Linked DNA regions of Mus musculus: region 1 is linked to region 2. The links are chromatin loops, found by intact Hi-C in ENCODE. Cell type or tissue: heart. All regions are shown on one strand. Links, peaks and the distances in the headings refer to the core of each region. The heading gives the core; the rest is flanking DNA.

What was found. A loop is a pair of places that touch in the nucleus more often than their neighbours do. Peaks named below come from ENCODE experiments on the same cell type or tissue, not always from the same donor. Only the 100,000 strongest peaks of a DNase experiment are listed, where the experiment ranks them.
Region 1: a loop joins it to region 2, with 9 times the contacts of the local background. A loop is called at or near these places in 2 of 42 quality-filtered maps.

What each region holds. Positions count from the first base shown.
Region 1 is chr16:78,151,244-78,162,737 of GRCm38, forward strand. It overlaps Gm31495 (a long non-coding RNA gene), which reads right to left and starts at 3,697. Exons shown (of 3, transcript XR_876180.1): 1 at 3,528-3,697. In heart, for the core only: a CTCF peak has its summit at 5,539; no DNase peak of the experiment used is centred there.
Region 2 is chr16:77,325,518-77,337,011 of GRCm38, forward strand. It overlaps Mir99ahg (Mir99a and Mirlet7c-1 host gene (non-protein coding)), which reads left to right and starts at 3,811. Exons shown (of 5, transcript NR_015543.3): 1 at 3,811-4,161. In heart, for the core only: a CTCF peak has its summit at 4,043; DNase peaks (open chromatin) are centred at 3,824 and 4,524; H3K4me3 peaks cover 2,371 bases; H3K27ac peaks cover 2,500 bases.

The sequences.
Region 1 (11,494 bases), core at 4,554-7,053, 830 kb after region 2:
CTTGAATGCAAATTGAGAGTTTTAGTCATTTATGAAAATTATCCTTGCCAAAGGGTAAAATCAAAAATCTAACTTAGCCATTAAAATGTTATATCATTGTTGCTTCATATCAAGATATTAGAAAAATGTGTATTTATGCTCAAGACTTACTAAAAGGAGAAAACTATGTTGCTTTATATTATATTCTTGACTAAAGTTTCACTGGAAAGTTTTTAAAAGGAGGCACAGACAGTTAAGATTAAAATTATCTGTTGCAAGTTTGTATTGGGTGAGAGCTCCTTGGTTGGCTTGAATGTATAGCTATATTCATTTTAAAAGAACTAGCCCTATTATTGATAAGAAATTGAATTTTTGTTCCTACTTGACTAGCTAAGTTTAATTATCATACTGACAACCAGTTGATAAGGTTTTACATCATATAGCACTCTTCTGGATCTTTCTCTTCTATACATTCAGCGATTTCTCTCCTCTCATTTTTGTAATTATTTTGCATAGTTAAGATGAATATTTGCACATATATACTATATTCTACCCATGTTTAGGAGTCTGCTGTTTTATGCTACTTAAGATATAAGCTAGAAAAGTCCAGAAAATAACCTGTTCAGCTCTCTATTACAATCTATCTTATGCTGCAACCAAAATAAAATATCTCACGATGCAGACACAGGGCAGAAAGTACAAGAAAACAAAAACTATATTCAGCAAAGAGAAAAAGATTTGTCACAAAGCAGGATTTCCCCACTGACTAATTAAAGTAAGAAACACATCTTGCCTTCTGTAAGCAGAGGATGGTCCTTTTTTTATTATTATTATTATATAAACTAGAAACAGATGACCATTGTGAAGGCTTCTCAGGGATATTAAACATCCCTAACAAAGACCAAACAGAGGAAACACACCAATATGCTTTAAAAATGTCAGGGCAGGGCACCTTAAGGACAAGCTAGCAAGTTTGTCCTCTGAGATCACAGCAAAGAAATGATGGGCCCAGCAATTTCAAACTCGTGTCAAGAAAAGAGTCAGAAGGGAAGTGAAAGACCTAGCTCATTAAAGTTGACATTTGTCTTCTTTTACATATGTCACATGATCCCAATGACAAAAGTTAAATATGAAGGTATTACTGGTGGCTAGCAATGAATGTGGAGTATGTTTTCAGTCTTGCCAACAAAGTTCGCCATATCTCAACCTGTCGTAAATTTGCTATTGAGTTATGGAGCAAGCTTAGCCTTTTAACACAATTTTTTATTTGTATATTAATTCTTTAAAAGTTAAAAAGAATGATAAGAAACAACTTATGTGAAGAAATTTTCTGCTACAGAAAGGTTTCTCTTTTTTTCCTGGTAATGATTAAAATATGAATAAAGTGAACAACCAGCCATTCAAAGAATGAGACAATAAATATAGTATGAGAAAGTTAAAACATTTTTATTGATATGGCTCATCCATTACCCAAAACAACGCCTGTTCATTGCTGGTATATTGGAGTCCATTTCATAAATAAACACCAATTATTCTCACCTTGCTTTACTGTCAAACCAAAGGACAAATCAGAACCTCCCTTATGCAATTTTATGTGTATGAGTATTTTACCTGCATGTGTGCAAGTGTGCACTACATGCATACCTAGCACCCATGGAGACCAGAAGGCATAAGGTACCCGGAAACTGGAGTTAGAGATGTTTGCAACTGCCATACATGCTGGGAACTGAACATGGGTTCTCTGTAAGAAGAGCAAGTGCCTTTATCCACTGTGCTGTCGCTCCAGACTTACTGTTATTTTTCTTTAAAAAGAGATTTATTTGTTGTTGGGTTTTTTTGTTTTGTTTTTTGTTTTTTGTTTTTTGTTTTTGCTTCCCTGAATCAAGTAATATAGTCAACTTAATCTACATAAAAAATATCCTCTATCTTCGCTTCTTGAAAGAGGTTTATTAGCAGCATGGATCATAAACACTAAGTTGATAGCCATAAACACCTTTCAGGGTGCCCAGGATCTAAATATACAATTTAGTTGTCATTTAGTGGTTTCTATTAAATAACCTTCTACAGTAGTAACACATGCCCATTTTGTTCTTCAGAATAGTTAAATTCACGTAACTAGAGCTAGTAAAAGCTGATGAAGAGATATTTACTATAAACCATCCTTTAACTGGTTCTACAATGCAGTCCTGACAGTATTAACTCCTCACCCTACTAATGGCTATGAGAAAGTTACTATTTGTGAGTAATAGTGAGTCGGTGTAGCATGTGACCTCCTTGGGAGTTTGCATTTTAAAGGAAACACTGAGGTTAATGTTAGGTAATAAACTATTAATCATGTTAGGTAATAAACTATTAATCAATCATGACTCTCTCATGGATTCCTGGAAACATAGTAAAAGTAAATTGCTTCTCAAACAGGCACTGATATAATTTCTCTATACACATGACAAATAATTGACTTTTACTACAAAAAATCATAGAGCTAAATTTGCAGATATCTTATTTCTCCAGCCATTGGACATATCTTACTGTTCCCATTTCTGAAGTGTTATAATTCATGTTTTGGTTTGGTTTGGTTTGGGTTTTTTTTTTTTTTTATGATCCTGAATCTGTGAAAGTTTATTTCTCTCAGGGTAATTGAGCCTCATTTTCTAAAGTCTTGACATCACAATCCCACCTCCCCTAGCCTAACACCCACCAACAGTTTGGAAGTTTCATCTTTCCACATTTAACTTTGATGGGTGTAATTTACTTCTCTCTTACTTAAATAAAATTAATTTAAAATGATACCCATAAAAGTGTGTAATAAATGTTTCCCTCTGACTTTCGGAGGGGCTCTGTGTTCTGGCTTGCAGAACCTCCCTGGCTGGGTTTTGTACATTTACTTAGCCCCTGCCCCCCTTAGCTTCAAGGCCTCCAGATGACCAAATCTATCTACTTCTGCATGAAAATGTATTTACAATTTCTGATTTCAGTAATAAAACAGCTTTGGAGCAAAGTCATAAGTGGGTTTATGACTTAGGATGGCCTCCTCCTATAATTTTGACATTGAAAAGCCATAAGATAAGCAGCAATTTTAATCTATTCACGACTTGTAACCTACCTCAGTTAATCAAGGAAAAGAAAAGTAAACATTCCAATATTAACTGTTTGCTGTAATATATGGATATTCCTACCCCAGAATTGTCTGTTGAGTTCACATTAATTCTATTTGTTTGAAATGTTCCTGTAAAAGCAGTCTTAGAGTATAGGTCTGGCTTCACTCATCAAAAAAAAAAAAAAAAGTGATACATTTTTTTCTTCTCTTCTTTATTTTTCATATTAAATAAATATTGAGCATCAACTGGTCTAAATATTTCTTGAAGAACTTCTATACTTCTAATTAAACCCCAAACATGCTTTTTCTCTTTTTAGATAAAAAAGGAAACCCTCATTTATTAATGCCCTGCATCTAAACTTAGCCAGAAGAAATGCGGCACCGTAAGGCAAGTTAAACACATCTGAACTCCCCTCAGCTGCCCGCAGCTTGACCTGTGTTTCCTACTCACCAATCCTGCTGCTCTTCTCAGGGCCAAGGATGTTCCGTTTCCTTTGTATCCCTTTCAGAAGTAATTGGTGTGTTCAAAACTTTTCCACATGACTCAGACTTTCTCCCCTTTGCTTTCAACTCCATGCGATAGTCAACATTCACTCTGTAGAACGTCAACCCAGAGTTCATACCAGGTGTACGGACTTCTATTTGTTTTATATTTCTATTCCAGTGGATAATAATTCCTCTGGGTTTCTATTTTGTCAAACAAAATATTTCTTTCCACCTCTGGATGCATTCAAATCAGGCTTAATGAATCTTACTCCCTCATTTAAGGTTTTAGGAAATAACTATTATTTAGCAAGTGATAATTATGGAGACAATTGCTACAATAAATCATCCTAAATTATTTCACTAACAAAAGGGCTTTCTAGGTTAATAATGTAAAATTTTTACTATACTAAATTGCTTCCTGATTATTCTACTACTATTTAAACAACATATATCAGTGAGACCATAGATGCTATTTTATATTTCTCCAACTTGTTAACATAATAATTATATGGGAAAATAGAAATACACGCTATTTTTCCTGAATCCTCAAATGAAACTTTCTATCTATAAAAACAAACTTATCTTATTACATACTCGTTATAATTATCTTAGAAGTTCCTACAAATAAAAGGAGCCTTATTATAGCCAAAAAGATTTTTTATAAATATGAAATTTGGTCTCAGTGTAGAAGGAAAATTTTATAGTGATATAAAGTTAAGAAAATACAACTGTTTCTTTGAAAAACATCACTTAATGGAAAATGTTTAGTTCAGTCTAATAAAATTGTCATTTTAAAGATAATTTCTGACTACACATTTACTTATCAGCTCATTTCCAGATGTTAAAAGCAGAATGTAAACTATTGTTTGTCCACTTATCACTGTCCATAGTTTTCAAGGGTTTTCTTTGAGGATAATTTACATGTGGAGCTAATATTTTAAGTTTTACTCAAATAACCATTGGTCACAATGATTCGTCAATGTAACTAAAATCTTGGAATCAAATTATGACCAAGATAAGCTCCAGACCTTGCAATCATCATGCCGACTGGAAAGAGGGCAGTGAGATCCCTTTTTTAACTGAAAACACAACATAATAAAGAAAAGAATGTAAACTAAATCCCAAATGTAACTGTATGACCAAAAGAAGTATTTGCATGTAAAAATGTGTTGCCAGAGTAAGGCAGATGTGGAGAAGCCTCTATGGAACACACAGAATGAGACTATCTGAAAGTTGGTATATTCTCCTGGAAAATCTTTTAATCTATCATTGATTAATTATTAAATACATAGAAATGTATGCCCAGTTGATAAGTTTCTGGTTGGTGAATTTAATACTTGGAAAACTAAGTTCAGTCCTGCAAATGAAGAATTAATTTTTCTTTCTACTCAACAAAAGTTTGTCAACACAAACATCATGGCCTCTGTCTCCTCTGACCTGGGGCATTTCTATAAGAACTACTCTGTTGTATTATTATTCAGATTCCATGAGATGATCTCAGGAACCTTGAGAGACTTAAAACATGGCAGGTTAGCTGGGGAGTCATATAGATATGCTATTAAAGCAAAGAGTGCTGACATCTGTACCATTTCTTGTACATAATAATAAGACTTTAATGAGTTTTGTTAAAAGAAAGAAATGCCTGGAAAAAAATTCCCTCTATCGGGTTAGCCTTCAAGAATTTCCCGACAGACTGAATTATTTTCACAAAATTAAAACCAATATCAGATCCTGTTTATTAAAATCACTCCCTCAATGTCCGACTATTCTTTTCCTTTGACATTTTTAAATGCTCGTCTTGTCTTCCTTTGTGTTTTTAGATGAATTCGTGTGCAGTACATTGATCAAAAGAAAGCGCTGCAAGAGAGCTTGCCAGGCTGGGGAAGGCAGTGAGCACTGAATTCACTGTTCAGCATCTAGTAACACAAGAGGCATGTGGATAATAGTTAGAGATCTAGCACACCTTAGTGGAAGCAATTATAACTACAACTGCTTCAAACACATTTCCACTTCAATTCCATTGTTTCAATGAAATTTCTTTGTACCTAAATAAAGGGATATTGGTTCGGCTTGAGCTCCTCTTAATTATGTATGCTTCCTTCCACTGAATCCTCACAGGAATTATGCAATGAGAGGAAACCTGATCATGAATTTCAAAACCAAAAGGCCTCCTCTCTTTTCAGAATATGCATGATGTTTTCATAGAGCTCCCCTGAAGCTACTGTACCAGAGACAATTGCATTTCATCTGGCATCACGGTAAAATATAAAGTATAAAGTATCACACACCCCGTGCACCCCATCAAACTACTAGTGTATTCTTGAACCACAAAGGTGTATCAGATCAGCTTTTCAAAGACTTCAAACACTTCTGTTTGCAAGTCAGTCTATGTATTCTGCTGGTGGGGTCATTTAGGCCATACGACTAAAATGTCATGGAGAAAGCAGAAAAGACATCACAAACATCTATCCTGTTATCCAGAGAGGCTTGGGAATGCTTGGTTTGCATCCTGTTCCATGGCTCTGTTACACAGTTGAGATGGGTAAGCATTACTCTCTGAAGACATTTTCCTCTCTGAAACTGGTATTGGAAGGGTAACATGTTTAGAGCTGGACCCTAATGGAAGACAAGCAAGACAATTGTCACTGAAAGAACACTATGGAGGTGGTGTGCTCCTATCTCCTCCTACCACATGAAGATGCAGCAAAATGGCTCTTACTGAACCACACATGTTGACACGCTGATCTTGAATGTCTCAGTCAACAAATTTGTGAGAACTACACTTCTGTTCTTCATCAACTATCCAGTTTGACTCTGTAGAAATTGCTTTTTGTTTGACGACTTTCTAAGTTATCAACCAAAAGAATTTGGTGGGGAAATACAACCTCTGCTTACTTTCCCATATGCACAAGTGCTGGCCAATGCCTGTGGTGTGAAGGAGTAGTCAACCAATCATCCATAGGCTCAGCTGTCAGAGCCGCTGGAGAGAAGTTCCTATACTCCCTACATCCCTGGAACTTGATCTAGGCAACAGTGACAGGAATGCAGCCAAGAATTGGTTGTAGTGACTGACACACTCTAGTAGGAAAAGTAGAACCGGTCTCAACTCCTTTTATGGTGTACCTGTTGGCACTTCAAAAGAAATATGTCAAAACACATTACACACACAAACTCACACACCACAAACACACATGCATACAAACATACACAACTGCAAACTCACACACGCATATGCATACAAACACACACCCACACATCTATAAACATATACACAGCACACACACACGCACACATACGAACACACGCACACATACATACAAATGGGCGCACACATAGAAACACACACAATAAACTATAAAATTACATCTCCTTTATCTACTCAGAGAGGAAATTCTCACTCAGCATTTTGTATTGTTTTGTTCAGTTCTACTCCTGTCTTATTTTGATCTTCCTTGTATATTAATCAGGATTCACTAGAGGACAGAGTCTGCAGAGTTTGTAGGATGAATATATACTTACTATATCAGCTTACATTGAAATAATAATACAGTTGTTACACCTGGGATTCTGAAAACCTAGTAGTTGCTAAGTCCTTGATACTCAGTACCTCAGCAGTTGGAGCACTCCCACAGTCTCACACCGCAGAGACCAACAACCCAACAGTTGGTTAGTCCATGAAGCAGTCCCAGTGTGGTGAGGAAACATGGAAGTTCCCTGGAGAGCTGCCAGTCCTTAGTCAACAATGGAAGCCTGGAAACTCTGGTGCTGATACCATTGAAGGAATGAGCAGAAACAACACAGAAGGCCAATCTCTCAAAGGAAGGATAATCTTTCTACCATGCCCTTTTTATCTGGGTGCTAGCAGAACATGCTGCCCCTCACTCAGGATGAGTCCTCTCACATCAATTAAGGCAATCAGGACAAATCTTCAGTTGAGGATCCCTATTCAGATTATTCCAGTTCATGGCAGTTGCCATGAAAACCAACCATCACTACTCCTCACTGAAGTTCTCATAGCATCATCCGGGATCTTTCCTATCTTACAACCTTTATTTTTCCGATCCCTGCATTTTTTTTTATGAATTACCAACCCCATTGTCCTTACTAATTTTTACATGCTCAGTTTATCCTGTATCTTAGAGCCTTCCTTTACTATCCTAGAGGAGGACGTAGTTTTTAATTTCCAACCATTTACTCTACTGTTTTCAAATATCTAGTTTGTTTCTAGAGGAGTTGTTATTGCTGGAGTCTTTTTCTCTTATAAGTGGCAGTGGCAATTAAAATTACTAGGGAATGTGTCTCAATAGGAAAACCCTTTCATAAAAGGGTATAAAACTGGACAGGTATCCAACCCAAAGGTGTAAATTGCAATGCAGAAAGAAATGCAATCGATCTGGTAGTATGGCTGCTCTAAAAATCAAACTCTTTGTTGATGCAATTTCAAGGATATCAAAATGGTTTAAATATTAGGCAAAATTTAGAAGTCTAGTTTTAAAATTGACCAATTGTCTCCAAATGGAGACAAATAAATGAGATAAAGTAAGTTCAAGACTTCAAAAGTCTGAAGATGTTCTTTGTAGTATAGAGGCAATCCTAGAATTCACATAGATATGTGAAAGATGCTGACTAGTCAAAAACAAACAAACAAACAAACAAACAAACAAACAAACAAAAACCTCTAAGCAGAATGGCCAGTACTACAGGTATCATAATATCAGATTCCAAATTAATATACAGAGTCATACCAGCAAAATCATCGTGCTGCCAGCATAAAAATAGATGTACAGATAAGTAGAATTAAAAAACAGTGTACTGGCTGGTTTTGTGTGTCACCTCCACACAAGCTGGAGTTATCACAGAGAAAGGAGCCTCCCTTGAGGAAATGCCTCCATGAGATCAGCTGTAAGGCATTTTCTCAATTTGTGATCAAGGCAGGAGGGCCCAACCCATTGTGAGTGGTGCTATCCCTGGCCCAGTAGTCCTGGGTTCTATAAGAAAGCAAGCTAAGCAAGCCAGGGGAAGCAAGCCTGTAAGAAACATCCTTCCATGGCCTCTGTATCAGCTCCTACTTCCTGACCTACTTGAGTTCCAAACCTGACTTCCTTTGGTGACAAACAGCAATGTAGAAGTGTAAGCTGAATAAACCCTTTCCTCCCCAACTTGCTTCTTGGTCATGTTGTTTTGTACAGGAATAGAAATCCTGACTAAGATGAATAGAGAGCCCAGAAATAAGCTTATGCAGCTACAGTGGCATTATTCTCAACAAACCTTCCAGGAACATACGTTGGAAAAGAGACAGCCTCCTCAACAAATGGTGTTGTAGAAACTGTATATTCGCATACAGTACAATGTAATTACATCCCTATCTCTCACCTTGATTAAAATAGAATCAATTCAAATTACACTGAGGGCCTTAAGTAAGGTCTGAGACCGCTAGAGAAAAACACTGCAATGTATGAACATAGACTGAAACTTCCTGTAAGGCAGTCGGTTGGCTCAAGAAACAACATTCGTTGACGAATAGGAAAGCAGCAAGTTGAAATGTGTTCAGCATACGAATCAATCACCAGAGTAAAGAATAACCCTACATAATGGAAGAGAAATTTTTCTAGCTATGCATCTGAGAGGGAAATAATAACCAAGACATATAAAAAAACTAATAATAATAATAAGCACCAAAATAATAAATAATTGGATCAATAAGTGGGTGAAATAACTAACAAATAAATGTATAAATATACAGGAAATGTTCTTAAAAGTACATCTTTAGTCATCAGAAAAATAAAAATTAAATTTATACTGAAATCCCCTTTCATTCCAGTCAAAACAGCTACCATTCAGGAAAAAAACAAATACAAAAACAAACAAAGAAAAGAAACTGGCAAGGATGCAGGGAAGGAAACCCTTAGCACTGTAGCAGAAGGCAAAGTAGTGCTTCTATTGTAGAAATCATTATAAAGATCTCTTATAAACTATTATATTAGACTAGAATAGGTCTTCTATGCTTATAATTAAGATATAATCAGCTTACTATAGAGATAGATGAACACCTATGTGTATCATTACTATTGACAATTTCCAGTTCATGAATCAACCTATCAGCATATGATCAAAGAAAATATGATTAATTCTAGAGTCGTATTCGTCCATAAAGAAGAAAATGATTTCTCTTGTTTGAATATGGATGGCTCATCATAGTAAACAAAATAAACAAGATTTACAAAAATAGATATATGTTTTCTCTCGTTCTCATGTGTATGGAAATTAAGGATGAAGGAAACAGGACATTCAAGTCAAAAAGTATATCTATTACTCTTCTATTGCTGTGATAACATAGCATCATCAAAAGCAACTTAAGGAAGAAAGGGTTTATTTTAGCTTGTGGTTCCAGAGGTAGAGTCCAGAGGCAGGGCAAAAGGAACAGGAAGCTAGCTGGTCATGTTACATCTATATGCAGGAAGTAGAGAAGCACAGAACAAGAAGTGTGTCAAGGCTATAAACCCTTACTGCTCACCCCAGTAATAAACTTCACCTTCAACCAGCAAGGCTCCACCTTTTAAAAAGTTCATAAACTCCCTACACAATGACATAACTAGGTAACACATGTTCAAATACATGAGCCTAGAAGGGACATTTCTTATTTAAACCACCATAATCGGTGAGTGTTAGAGATGGGGAAGAAGCTAAAGATGGAGAGGGTAGATAATGACATCTAAGGATGATGATCAAAGTGTAGTACATTCCTGCTCAGTCTACAGTGTGTAGTTGTAATACCACAGTCAGAGAAAAACAATACAAAAAGAAGGGGAAAAACACTCCAGACCAAGTCTTTATGAGCATCAATGTAAAACACCTCAAAAACGTATTAACACGACGGGCGAGGTGGCACACGCCTTTAATCCCAGTACTCAGGAGGCAGAGGCAGGCGGATTTCTGAGTTCGAGGCCAGCCTGGTCTACAGAGTGAGTTCCAGGACAGCCAGGGCAACACAGAGAAACCCTGTCTCGAAAAAACCAAAAAAAAAAAAACCAAAACGTATTAACAAACCAAATTCAACACTACACGTAAAGGATTGGCACCACTGAAGGTGCGATTGGTTCCTGCAGTGTAAGGGTTTCAGAGAAGGAAAAAAACATCAATGCATACCACATTATTAGCTAAATGAATGATCAAAGCCTGTGGTTCTACTTTATGCACAGCTGCAAAATTACTAAGAGATATTTGCAGTTATATGTTCACAGCAGCATTGCTTGCAATAGCAAGTTCTAGAAATAACCAAGATATCTATCAAAGAGATAATCAGAAGCTTGCATGAGGGCATGAGTATTCGTGTGATGGAAAATTGTAAACTCAAAAGAAAAACAGGAAACTGAGCTGGCAACAACAAGGCTTATTGCACCAACACAGTTAAATGTAGGAGATACTGTAAGTAAAATAAAGAAGGTGAACTTAGAGAAGCAGACTAGAAAGGCACTTAAAAGGGTTGTATGCTAAAGGAAATGGAAGAGTTCTCATAAAAGAGATTTAAAGAAAAGTCTGCAATGAGATAAATGAGGTCTGAAAACACGTTGTAAAATATGACATTTAGAGTTAATAATATATCATGCATGTGAAATTGATGAAAGTGGGTATTAGATGCTTTTATTATAAAAACAATGGCTAGCTGTGTTAGATACATGATTTATAATAACCACCTCCACAATGCATATGAATAGCCAACGAATAGGGAGCAGGCAACGAATAGGGAGACAGAGGCTAGAGGACCAGCAGCTCAAACACAGCCTGGGCCACTTGAGACACTATTTAAAGAAAAATAAACTTGAGTTTTCTGCAGAGATCAACGTAAAACAGGATACACTAAATCTCATAGAAGAGAGGAGAGACAATTTGGTACAGGACAGTGGAAGGACTTCTGCTATTGATTTTTCTACT
Region 2 (11,494 bases), core at 2,990-5,489:
CATGTACGCATCCTGTGAACCCAACTTTGTTTCGCAGTACAAAGAACTGAAGCTCCTTAATATATGACACTATTGACATTTATCAAGAAATGTACAACAGCTTTCTTGAATTTGGATTCATAGGCTAGATACCCCACTGGTTTTCATAGTGTAACATTATCAATTTATTATCAATTTCACATGAGTGGCAGAGGCTAGTATATAGCTCACTGGTAAAGAACCAATGTTATGGGTTTGATCCCCAGTACTGCAGAAACAAATAAAATTTAAAAACTAAGACTAACAATGAGAATATTAAATTCATCTTTGCATTTGGGATTTTTGCCTGCTCTATTTTTTTCTATAGATATTTTAACCAAATGTTGTCTGAGTTTGACTAATGATTCTGGACTGCTCATAAATTGTCATGAAAAGTGGGAAATTTCTGATTTTTGTAGGCTAGAATCAAACCAAGAGCTTTGTTTATATCAAATAAGCTTTCCACTATGGAGCTACACCCTCAGCTCCTAGAAATTTATTCTATGGATTTCTTTTTCTTCCATGAAAAAGTGACCTTCTTCCAAACATTGCATATTGTGAAGGACAGTATGTATAGATACATACTGTAATTGATATAAAAATATTAACATGTAACTTTATGATTAATATCTTGTTATATAATTCCTTTTAATTATACCTGCATAATTTAATATTAGCATATTGAAACTTAAGAGTTTAAATCGATAATTGGAATGAATTTTTAATTTTTAAAAATGTGTTCTAAGTTAGCACCTTTAAATACATATAGCAATTTTTGCACTGTTAAATGATTTAGGCAATTTAGATAATTTAAAAAAATTTTTATTAGATATTTTATTTTTTACATTTCAAATGTTGTCCTCTTTCCTGGTTTTCCCTCTGAAAACCCCCTACTCCCCACCCCCCACCAACCCACCCACTTCTGCTTCCTGGCCTTGGCATTCCCCTACACTGGGGCATCAAGCTTTCACAGGACCAAGGGCCTCTCCTCCCACTGATGACCAACTAGATCATCCTCTGATACATATGCAGCTGGAGCCATGTGTCCCTCCATGTGTACTCTTTAGTTGATGGTTTAGTCCCTGGGAGCTCTGGGGGTACTGGTTAGTTCATATTGTTGTTCCTCCTAAGGGCTACAAACCCCTTCAGCTCCTTGGGTACTTTCTCTAGCTCCTTCATTAGGAAGGACCCTGAGCTCTGTCCAGTGGATGTCTGTGAGCATCCACTTCTGTATTTGTCAGGCATTGGCAGAGTCTCTTAGGAGACAGCTATATCAGGCTCCTGTCAGCAAGCTCTTGTTGGCATCCAAGGGTCTTGGTTTGGTGTCTGTGTATGGGATGGATTCCCAGGTGGGACAGTCTCTGGATGGCCTTTCCTTCAGTCTCTGCTCCACACTTTGTCTCTGTAACTCCTTCCATGGGTATTTTGTTTCCCCTTCTAAGAAGGACCGAAGTATCCACACTTTGATCTTTCTCCTTCTTGAGTTTCTTGAGCTTTGTGAATTGTATCCTGTATTCTAAGTTAGCACCTCAAAATACACTGTGAAATGATTTAGGCAGGGGAGATAATTTTCAAATTAAATGAATTGAGCAGCCCATGATCTGCTACATTGGATCAAGTCATCAGAAAACATCTAGAGGAGCGAACGTTTCCTCTACAAAGTAAAGATGGGACTTGACGTGAATCAAAATGACAAACTCTCTCTAATAGTGTCTGGGTAGTAATCATTGCCGAGTAATAGCAGACTTCAGCAGAGGGGACTATTTTCATAACCTGTGTGTAATTCAGAAAGGTCTATGGCCACATAAAAACCTACAAACTGGCCATAAAAACTACTTTATAGCCAGGGAAATCATCAAGGCCTGTTCAACTTCTGTTGTATGTTTTATGCTGTGCATGGTTATTAGTGACCTTTCTGAACTTGCTAGAAAGAAATCCTTATTTCATGTACACTGATGTTCCATTACAATAGGGGCTAAATCTTGAAAGTAGATGACTGTAGACATCTAAAATATAAGGCTGGGTGCCCTTGTTGACTCTTAAATTAGCTGTTCATCTTGAATAAAGCGATTGAGAAAACTCTGAATGTACAACACGGGGTATTGGGGTAGTGATGAAGTGTAGCAACCTCGGTGGCCTTGGGAACCTTCAAGCACTAACTAGGTTAGTCGCTAACTAGGTTGGTCATTTTCCCATGTCTATTTTTCAATGTCTATTTTTTAGTGATGCTCACTTTCAGTATACAAAACAGGCATGAGGGAGTCACAGAAAGATCTCAAACATGTTTTATTTATTTATTTATTTTTTGTTTTCTAAAACTTATTCAGAGGCGATATACAGACCAATCAATGACGCATATTTCACATTTGAGAAAGTGGAAACCCCAGTTTCTGCACTCAGTCTCACCCAGAGCTAACTTTACCACTTATATTCTCTGTTTCTGTACTTTCAAAAAGTCTGCTCTACCTATTAGAAAGCATTATTTAGCTGCTAATCTTATAATTTGTTCATTTTAATTTGTCTATGTTTTGTTTTATATCAGATAACAGCTGATTAAAGCTAATTCAGTTTTGCTAATTCGAAGATGGTCGAGGCAGATGAAAGATCAGCATCTAAAGGAATTTCCCAGGCAGGCCTCGCATGCCTGTGCAGTTACTTAGTAAATAGGGTGAAGGATGGAGTGTTGGGCATCTATCTCTATCTCTGAGTGACAGCTACTGGGAGAGGGAGGGTGTCTAATCTAATCACTGTAGAAACATGAGCATTTTAATTTGGTTGGATCATTCAAAGAAAGGGTTTGCTTTGAAGTACAATTACTTGATACTTCCTTGTCACAAATTTGATAATGATACCTATCCTTGTAAAGTGTTTTTGAAGACTACGAAGATGTAATGCATAAAACGCAGATAGAGTTTTGCAATATTACATTTTTTTTTCTTAGCACGTCATAGCTTTTCTTATGAATTCCCAGTTAAAAATGTACTAAAATGAAGAAGCGCTTTTTCGGAACTGGAGGAAATTGTAACTAATATAGTTCTGAAAATAAGAGAATTCGTGAAGTTAATTTTGCATGGAATCTCACCCGGGGTTAGCAGGCTAGGCTGTATCCTCAAAGTGAGGTCAGTTCCTTAGCTACGGAGAACTTTGTCGATAGTTGCATCAAAATTAATTAATTAAAATTAATTTTACATTAAAATTCTTTAAAAGTCTCAAGGAAAACCATACTACTGCCTATGCTTAGCCATGTGATACAAGGGATATGTATGCTGGTAATCATGTGAGTGTCTACATGAGCTCTTTTGTCATTTCCACATCTGCAGGCACATAATATAAAGAAAACATGTTACTATTCTGTCCTGAACGCTGTTTGATTTAATGTGAAAAAGTATTGTTTTAAATTCACTGAGTCAAGCAATACCTACTCAGAAAGAACACTAGGGGGTTACCTTCGGTTTACTTTACATCTTTAGCACATTTACTATTAAAAAATATTTCTAGAATGCAGTGTCTGCTCGGCTTAGGTTATCTAAGCTGTAATAAGTAGCCTTGGGACCCCTGAAGGCACACCCCACACACTTATGCTGTGTGACCTCGGGTCACAAGTAATGGCTGCAAGCTAATTGATTGAGAAAGGCTTGTCTGGCAGGGCCCCTTTTGCGTCCTGCCTGTACATTCCGAAGTTCTGTGAAAAGAGGCACTAGCGCTCAGCCACGCAAGGCAGGAAAACAGAGGAAGTTTTCGCATTCTGACTGCAGCCTGAGTTCCCCGGAGCAAGGCTGCTTCTCTCCACCCACTCCTCACCAAGAACTCCTGAACTTGAGAGTGGACGACTTCAAAGCTAGCTCTCACAGACTCACCTGGAAAAGAGTTCAGCTGCGCGTTCATTGAACCGAGAGGCCAGATCACCTATGTGAGGCGGTGGGAACCATATGGAGATTTATATTAGAACTTCAGCAAAGTGCACAGCTGCAGCCGGCAGAAGCCAGCTCTCGGGCTGACAGGCAAATGAACCAGATCGTGGACGGGGCCTCTGGGTGGCAGCTCCGGCCTTTTGGTTGTTGGACAACTATAGTCAGAACTGAAATGGAACAGGGGCAGGAGAAATAACACACTTTTACTCCACGCAACTGTTGCTTTCACATGGTGAGTGCAGATTTAAGATGTTGCTCAAATATTCTTTCTGGGTTGTAATACAAGTTAAGAAATCTGCTCTGCTTTTTGGGGGGTGGGGGGAGAAACAAGCCATCAAGAATACTTAGAAATTCCGAAGCTCTGTGGCTTTGTCTCTGCTTCATTTCACGTGATACTTGCAATCTGAGAGAAAAAAAAAAAACTCGTAGCGTCCAGTCTGTTCTTTCTCTTCCAGATTTTCTTTTGTTTAAGTCCTGCTTTTCTGCAACCAGAGTCAATATTGATTTAGGCAAATCAAATGTGGCTGGGATGAGGAAGAAGGGGGAGTCAGGATATGTGTAAACATTGCATTTAGTCCAACTTCTGTGTCACTGGGCGCTGGCTTCATGATTTGGTGCCTTATCTCAGGAATAAGTCCTATGGAAAGAGCTTTGCATTCCTGGCCAGGAGAAGGGTCAGGGCCCGTGTTTAGCAGCCAGCCAGCCAGCCAGTGAGAATTGCTGTTGCTCCCTCTTATTTTTAATATAAAATAGTTAAGAAAGTACATCTTCATGCATTGAAAACTAAGTGTGCTTTGATTTCCCAAGTCCCTTCCCAGTGGTTTATGTGTCTTATCCCTGGGAAGGATTCTTTAAAAGTCCTTGAGCAACAGCGTGCAAACTTCTTTTGTTCCTGCTGATCCTGTTTGCTCACGTTGTGTGCTATCGACTTTGCACACATTTCTTTTTGAAGAATCATGTTGCAGTAATGCAGAGCAGTTTTTGTTTGTTTGTTTGTTTGTTTGTTTCAGTGCAAATACCTTAGAAGTTAGTAAGGTCATGTTTTCTAAAATAAAACCAACCAAGCTCAACGAAAAACCTTACAGTATAAGTTGAGAATAATTCCTTGTTTAAACGTAACTAAGTCCTGTTTTAACTATGTTTTGTTGTTGTTCAAAGAAAATCTTAGCTTGCCAGCATGTCCAGGAATGTGAGCCGAGGCGACCTATTTTTCTTATTCCAACCTCTCATGTTCATAATCACATTTATAGTAAGTGCTAAAATATACTTTCTGATGTTCACCTCATTAGAAAAATCAGTTTTTGCTACCATAATATTTGCAATTGATGTTATCAAAAAATATGGAGGATCTTTATGGTCCATTTGTTGATTTGATGAAGTTTTAGGTCTACTTCAGCATCGTTTAAACATTTTCCAAAGCAGAGAGACAATTCAGTTTTGTCTACTTGTTTAAAGCACAGAACTTACATGGGGGACAGACTCCTTTTATCTGGAATCTTCTGTTTGTTAAAGTAAATTAATAAACCAAACAAAAAACCAAACAAAAGGCAGCCAGTGAGAAGCTGCAGATTTGTAGTGAAAGGGAAGGGGACTTTAAGGGTGTCGGAATGTGATTCCATTTCCGAGGTAATTTTGTAGCATTTCTTAGCTGCCTTTGCAAACTTTATGGAAACCTGTTAACCGCTGGCAGCCCTGAGCCCTAGGTTTGCATTTTGAACGGAGATTATGCACAGGAAAGACAAGTTCGTCCTGTCATGTGACCTGAGCTGCCTTATCAAAGCAAAATATGGCAGCCGCATTCTTTCCTGAGAGAACGAAGTTCATTATGTCCTTGCCACCTGTTACGTTCACTCTTTGTCCTTGTGGCCACACAGTTCCTGCTTGTTCCTGCTGCCAGAAAGGGATTTTCCTTTTAAGAGAGAAAACCAATGATTTTTTTTTTTCATTTACATGTTTTGAAAAATTGTGTTCTTTCCCCACAAAGCACCCGGAATATATTTCATAAGGCCTTTTGTTAAGTTGATGTGAATAGCAAGAAAATGTGTGTATTGTTTTGAAAGCCTTGTACGTCTCCTGATAAATAAAGCAAAGGTGTAGCTAAGGATTTATGAAAAAGATGGACCTTCTGAAGATTATGATTGAGGAAAAAAATGCATTCCTTATTATTTCCTCCAAACCAATTAAAAAACTAGAAGTACAAAAGGCAACTTCATTATTACTATTTTTTTCAAGCACAGCTCAGAAAGTCAGCATGGTAGAGAGAGGGCCTCCAAAAGAATGTGGTTCCCTCTGGAAGTGGGTGAATTGCAAGGAACAAAAGATAGAAAGTGCTGCATAGCATTTAAATGTTTAAACTTAAATGTTGATCTGTTATCATAGCTGGTCATACTTACTTACTAGTGGACTGTAGAGAACTTTTAAAAATTAAAATCAACTCTAGTATTTTAATTCTATGTATTTAAGAAGGTGCATATCTTTTTAAAAAGAAAGTGCTAATCTTCCCTTGAGCTCAGTTTTTTTTCCTCCAGCTAAGAGGAAACGGTTATATGTTAACAGCTAATATGTTACAGCCATATTTCTTATTTATATGAAGAGTGCATGCATGCGTATTCTCTACAAGCATATATTCATGTTTTATGTACATGCTTTTTAACATCTTACAGCCAGCTCCTCCCTTCTCCGGATGCCATAATTCATTTTATTCTTGGACAGAAGAGAATTGTACAAGAATCCAACAAATATATACAGAAAAATGAAAATAAAATGTCTTCTGACACTGCTAAATGAAACAAGGTGAAATTGAGCTTCACAAAGGGAAAGGGTGATACAGGGAACTTGTAGACGCTCTCACGAATCACTTGCCAGGCGCATTTTTCCCCCATGTTGGTGATTAACTGTCCTTCTGTACAGCAAAGCAGGGTGCGCTTTTTTTCTTTTCATTTGAACTTTGAACCTTTGAGTTCACATAGAGGGTTCCAGAGTGAACTGCACGTGCTCTGTTGTTATCCACCTCTGTGATCTGCTTACATCTCATGCTCATTACATCTCAGGTTCCTTCTTGACCCCTGTAGCAGTAGACATCTGTAGCAGTGAGCCTGCATCTGCACTGGTCAGGATGGGACCACATCGCTGCATCTGTATTTCAGTTGGTCTTTGGAATTTATTTGGAAGGAGATTTATCCCATCCACACTATGGATTCCCAAAGGCCTTTCCCTGAAAGCAGTGGTACCTATTGTTTTTCTTTACCTGAAAGATGAGCAGGAACACCTCCAACAGTGCTAAGACTACATTCACAAGCCACTGTACCCAACTTTATATTTGAGTGCTGTGGATACAAACTGATATTGTCAAGTTTTTCACAAGCGTTTTACTAAAGAGCCCCTTCCCCAGCCCCTAACCTTTCGATATTATTCTCTTATATTTTGGGATTTTTGGTTTGTTGGATCTTCACCTTCATAGCTACTTCAGCTGTGAGATTATTGGCTTTTGTAAGAAATAGAAAATTCAGGGCTTTTCTTCTTTCTCCTACTATTAGCATTCAACTCCTTATGAAACTTTCTAATAATATATTATTCTGAACGTCTCTTCCATCTTCTTTTATATATCTATTTGTGCTGCACAGGTTGCTAAGATTTGTGCCAGTAGATTACTAAGAGATACCGACCCATTTTCTAATTCCTTTTTGACTATGTCCACTATATAAAATTCATAAAGTGTGTTTTACTTACATCTCTATCGAGGGAGGATTCAAATAGATTCTTTTCTAAGAGAAATGTTTATTTCATTATTAATTCTGCCTTTACATTTGTTGTCTATTATACTGTCTCTTTATGGGTCCTATTATGCTTAATTTGAAGTCATTATGAAGTAGCTTTGCTATTTCACAACCTTTAAAGTAACTTAAGCGATTACGTGTGTGTGCATGCAGGCTAGAGGACAATATTGGGTGTCTCTCTGTATTATTTCCTACCACATATTCTGAGAGAGTCTCTTAATAAACTTAGAGATTTCTAACCATCTAGAGTCTTGGGCAGTCAAACCCCAGAATCCTCCACCAGTGCTAAGACTACATTCACAAGCCACTGTACCCAACTTTATATTTGAGTGCTGTGGATACAAACTGATATTGTCAAGTTTTTCACAAGCGTTTTACTAAGGAGCCCCTTCCCCAGCCCCTAACCTTTCAATATTATTCTCTTATATTTTGGGAGTTTTGGTTTGTTGGATCAAGTTAAATGAGAGAGATTGTTACATGTCTCAGTGTCGGTAGACCTTTATACAGCCATAAGGCATTATGGCTAGCTTCTAAGTTCTGTCCCAGCCCACCATCTTGGGTTATGAGCATACCCTAGATGTAGCTAATGACCATTTTGACACAAGTTCTGGCTGCAAGGTAGGGCTCATTCTCAATGTTCCTTAAGAGATTTCTGGGGGTTGGAAAAAAGATGGCTCATCAGATAAGAGCCCTTGCTCCTCTTCCAGAGGACAATTCAGCTACAAGTACCCATATGTGGGAGCTAAAAACTACCTGAAATTCCAGTTTAGGAGCATGAAATGCCCTCTTCTGGCCCCAGGAAACAACTGCACTCATCTTCACATACTCCTACATAGATAGACACAAATACATGTGCATAATTAAAAAACAAATAAGGAAGTCCAGTGTATGCATTGGCTAAGGATATAGGAGTGGTTGCAGTCACTCAAATTCTATAATATCACTCGCCCCGCCCCGGTTTTCAATCAGAAACCTGGCACTGGGTATTGGTAGAACATTGTGAGATAAATGTGACGACCCCATGCAGTCTAGTTTTCTTCAAAGTATGTAGAGTTGCTTCCTTCGCGTCAGTCATCAGTTGGTGAACTGTACATCATTTGTAGTTTATATTTTGGCCTGTTTTTGAATATCACTTTAATTGTATATTATCTCTGTTATAGCAGTATGCTAAAAGGGGTCCTTATGACACCATCTTGACAAGATTTTCCTAAACTATGGACTTTAGAATCAGAGCATGAGTTTAAATTCTTACCCAGACATTAATGATATCACTTTAGGCAAAGTCTTCTGTCTTTCTATTTGTTTCTCATATATATTATTATAGGACTGCTTATCTCATAGTGGTTTTGTAAGCATGAACCTAGGGAGTCCTGAATCCTGTGCTTGGGCATGCTATGCATGAGGTGTGAAGAAGGAAGACAACCAAAGCATAAACAAAAGCCAGGGCTACCTACTGGTCACGAAGACCAGCAGGTGGAACAGCAAACCAGTTTGACTACTGTACTCTGTATTCGTACTCATGATAGCTAAAGAAATTTCTAATGAACACCAGGTTCCATCTTTAACAGCTCTTTGTCTCTGCACGCTCTTACACTACCCATGAATCCAGGCAAATGTAAGTGAATGTTACTCGGAAAGTCTCAGTAAAACAAAAGATGTTCAGGTGACCTCAGGCATTGCGTTTGTTTGTTTGTTTGTTTGTTTGTTTGTTTTTGTCTGTGTGTTCAATTGTTTCTTCAGCCCTGTTATTTTCTTGTTTCCATTTTGCAGTTCCTTGTAAATTTTGGATATTAGCCCTTTGCCTAAAGTAAGTGGTAAAGATTTTCTCCAAAATGATGGGTTATCTTTCTGTTCTACTGTCGTTTTCTTTGCTTTGTGAAAACTTTGAATTTTTTATGCTCACTTACTAATTGTTTGAGTTAGAATACATGTTGCAGTTTTTTTTCAGAATATTCTTGCCTATACCTATATATTTTTCCTTTTTAGGCTCTTACTTAAATTATTAGGTTATTTAAATTATGTGCTATATATACGAATATATATATATATATACATATATATGTACATATATACATATATATACATATATATATATTTATATATATATGTATATACACACAGCATGTCTACTAATTGTTGCCAGTGTGTCCATCAATGTAACATGGGTTGACTCTTAGGAGTACATCTATGAACAAGACCAGTAACTAACCATGCCATGTCCATGCAATGTCCATGTCCAGCAACTATCAACTGCCAAAGGCTCCTCGGGTAGAAATTACTCTTTGTGTTCTCCTTCCCCATCCATGTTGGGAATTTGGCTGCCTTGATGTTGTGCATATCTTATGCATATGGACATAGCTGGTGTGAGTTCCTGTGTGCAATAGTGTTGCCATGTCCAGAAATTACTGCTTCACCGAGGACATTCATTATTTTGGGCTCTTATAGGTATGATGACTATGTCCCAACTAGAGGCGAGTATTTCCACAGTCTCTCCTTCTTAATATGTTGACCAGTTTGGAGTCTCTGTCTTAATCATTATCTATGGCAAGAAGAAGTTTCTGTGATGAGAGTTCTGAGATATACTAATCTTTAGGTAAAAAGATAAGAATTTAATGAAATGTTTACTACTATGTCTATTTGGTGGGGAAAAAAATAACATTAATTCTCCTCTTGGGTTTATGACCCAGTTACCCATAAATTTATATCTAGTTAAACTTACTCAGCATAGATTCCATCTTAACTGAGCAGGACTTAAATCAAGATAAAAAGTGGGTGATCACTTCTGCAATAGTTCTGCCACGATTACACCAGTGTGCATATTTTCCCAAGCCCATTGTAGCTTGCAGAGATCAAAGATGGGAAAGACGATTGATTCCTTTCTCTCCCAGAAGTTTACATGGATTTTGAAAGCTAGGCAGTACACATAAAGTTGCTAGATCAGTATATTTGATTTGTCTTTGTTCTGTTATACAAGTGTGTGGTGTTTTCCACAATATGGTCTTAGCTTTAAGTTCTAGAAGATTTAAAAAAAAAAAACAGAACTAAAGCAAAACAAAACAAACAAACAAAAAACCAATGACAATGGCCTACAGTGATTATGAGCTCTGCGGAAAGCACTAACCAACAAGTTCTTGAAAAGGGATAACCCATACCCCATACCAGTACTGGATTTTTATTTACATCTCAAAGGCTGCCTACCCCTGGTACCCCATCACAGAGTCCCTCCTCCATACTCTCCCCTTAACTTCTGAGAGGGTGGGCCCTCCTGGGTATCCCACTACCCTAGCACATCAAACCTCTGCAGGGCTAGGCACTTCCTCTTCCACATAGGCCAGGCAAAGCATCCTTGTTGGGGAATGAATTCTGCAGTCAGGTAACATTTAGCTGGTGGGTTTTTTATTTGATAGCCTATATTGTCCAAAAAAGGCACTGTCTCACTCTTTCAGAGAAACTCCATATTAAATTCCCTATGTGTATGCCATGGATGTGTGTGTGTGTGTGTGTGTGTGTGTGTGTGTGTCTGTGTGAGAGAGAGAGAGAGAGAGAGAGATTGAGAGAGAGAGAGAGAGAGAGAGAGAGAGAGAGAGAGAGAGAGAGAGAAAGCTTCTACATTAGTAGATTTCTATATGGCATTTTGAAACATGTTTAGTATTAGTTATTTTTTTTTCTCACAATCCCTATGGTACCCTGATAATCCATCTTTCACTCCATTTAATCCTTTGTGTTTCATTATTGCGTTTCCCCCTAAATACATCTGTGTTATATCCTCTTTCCTTGATAGCATCCCCA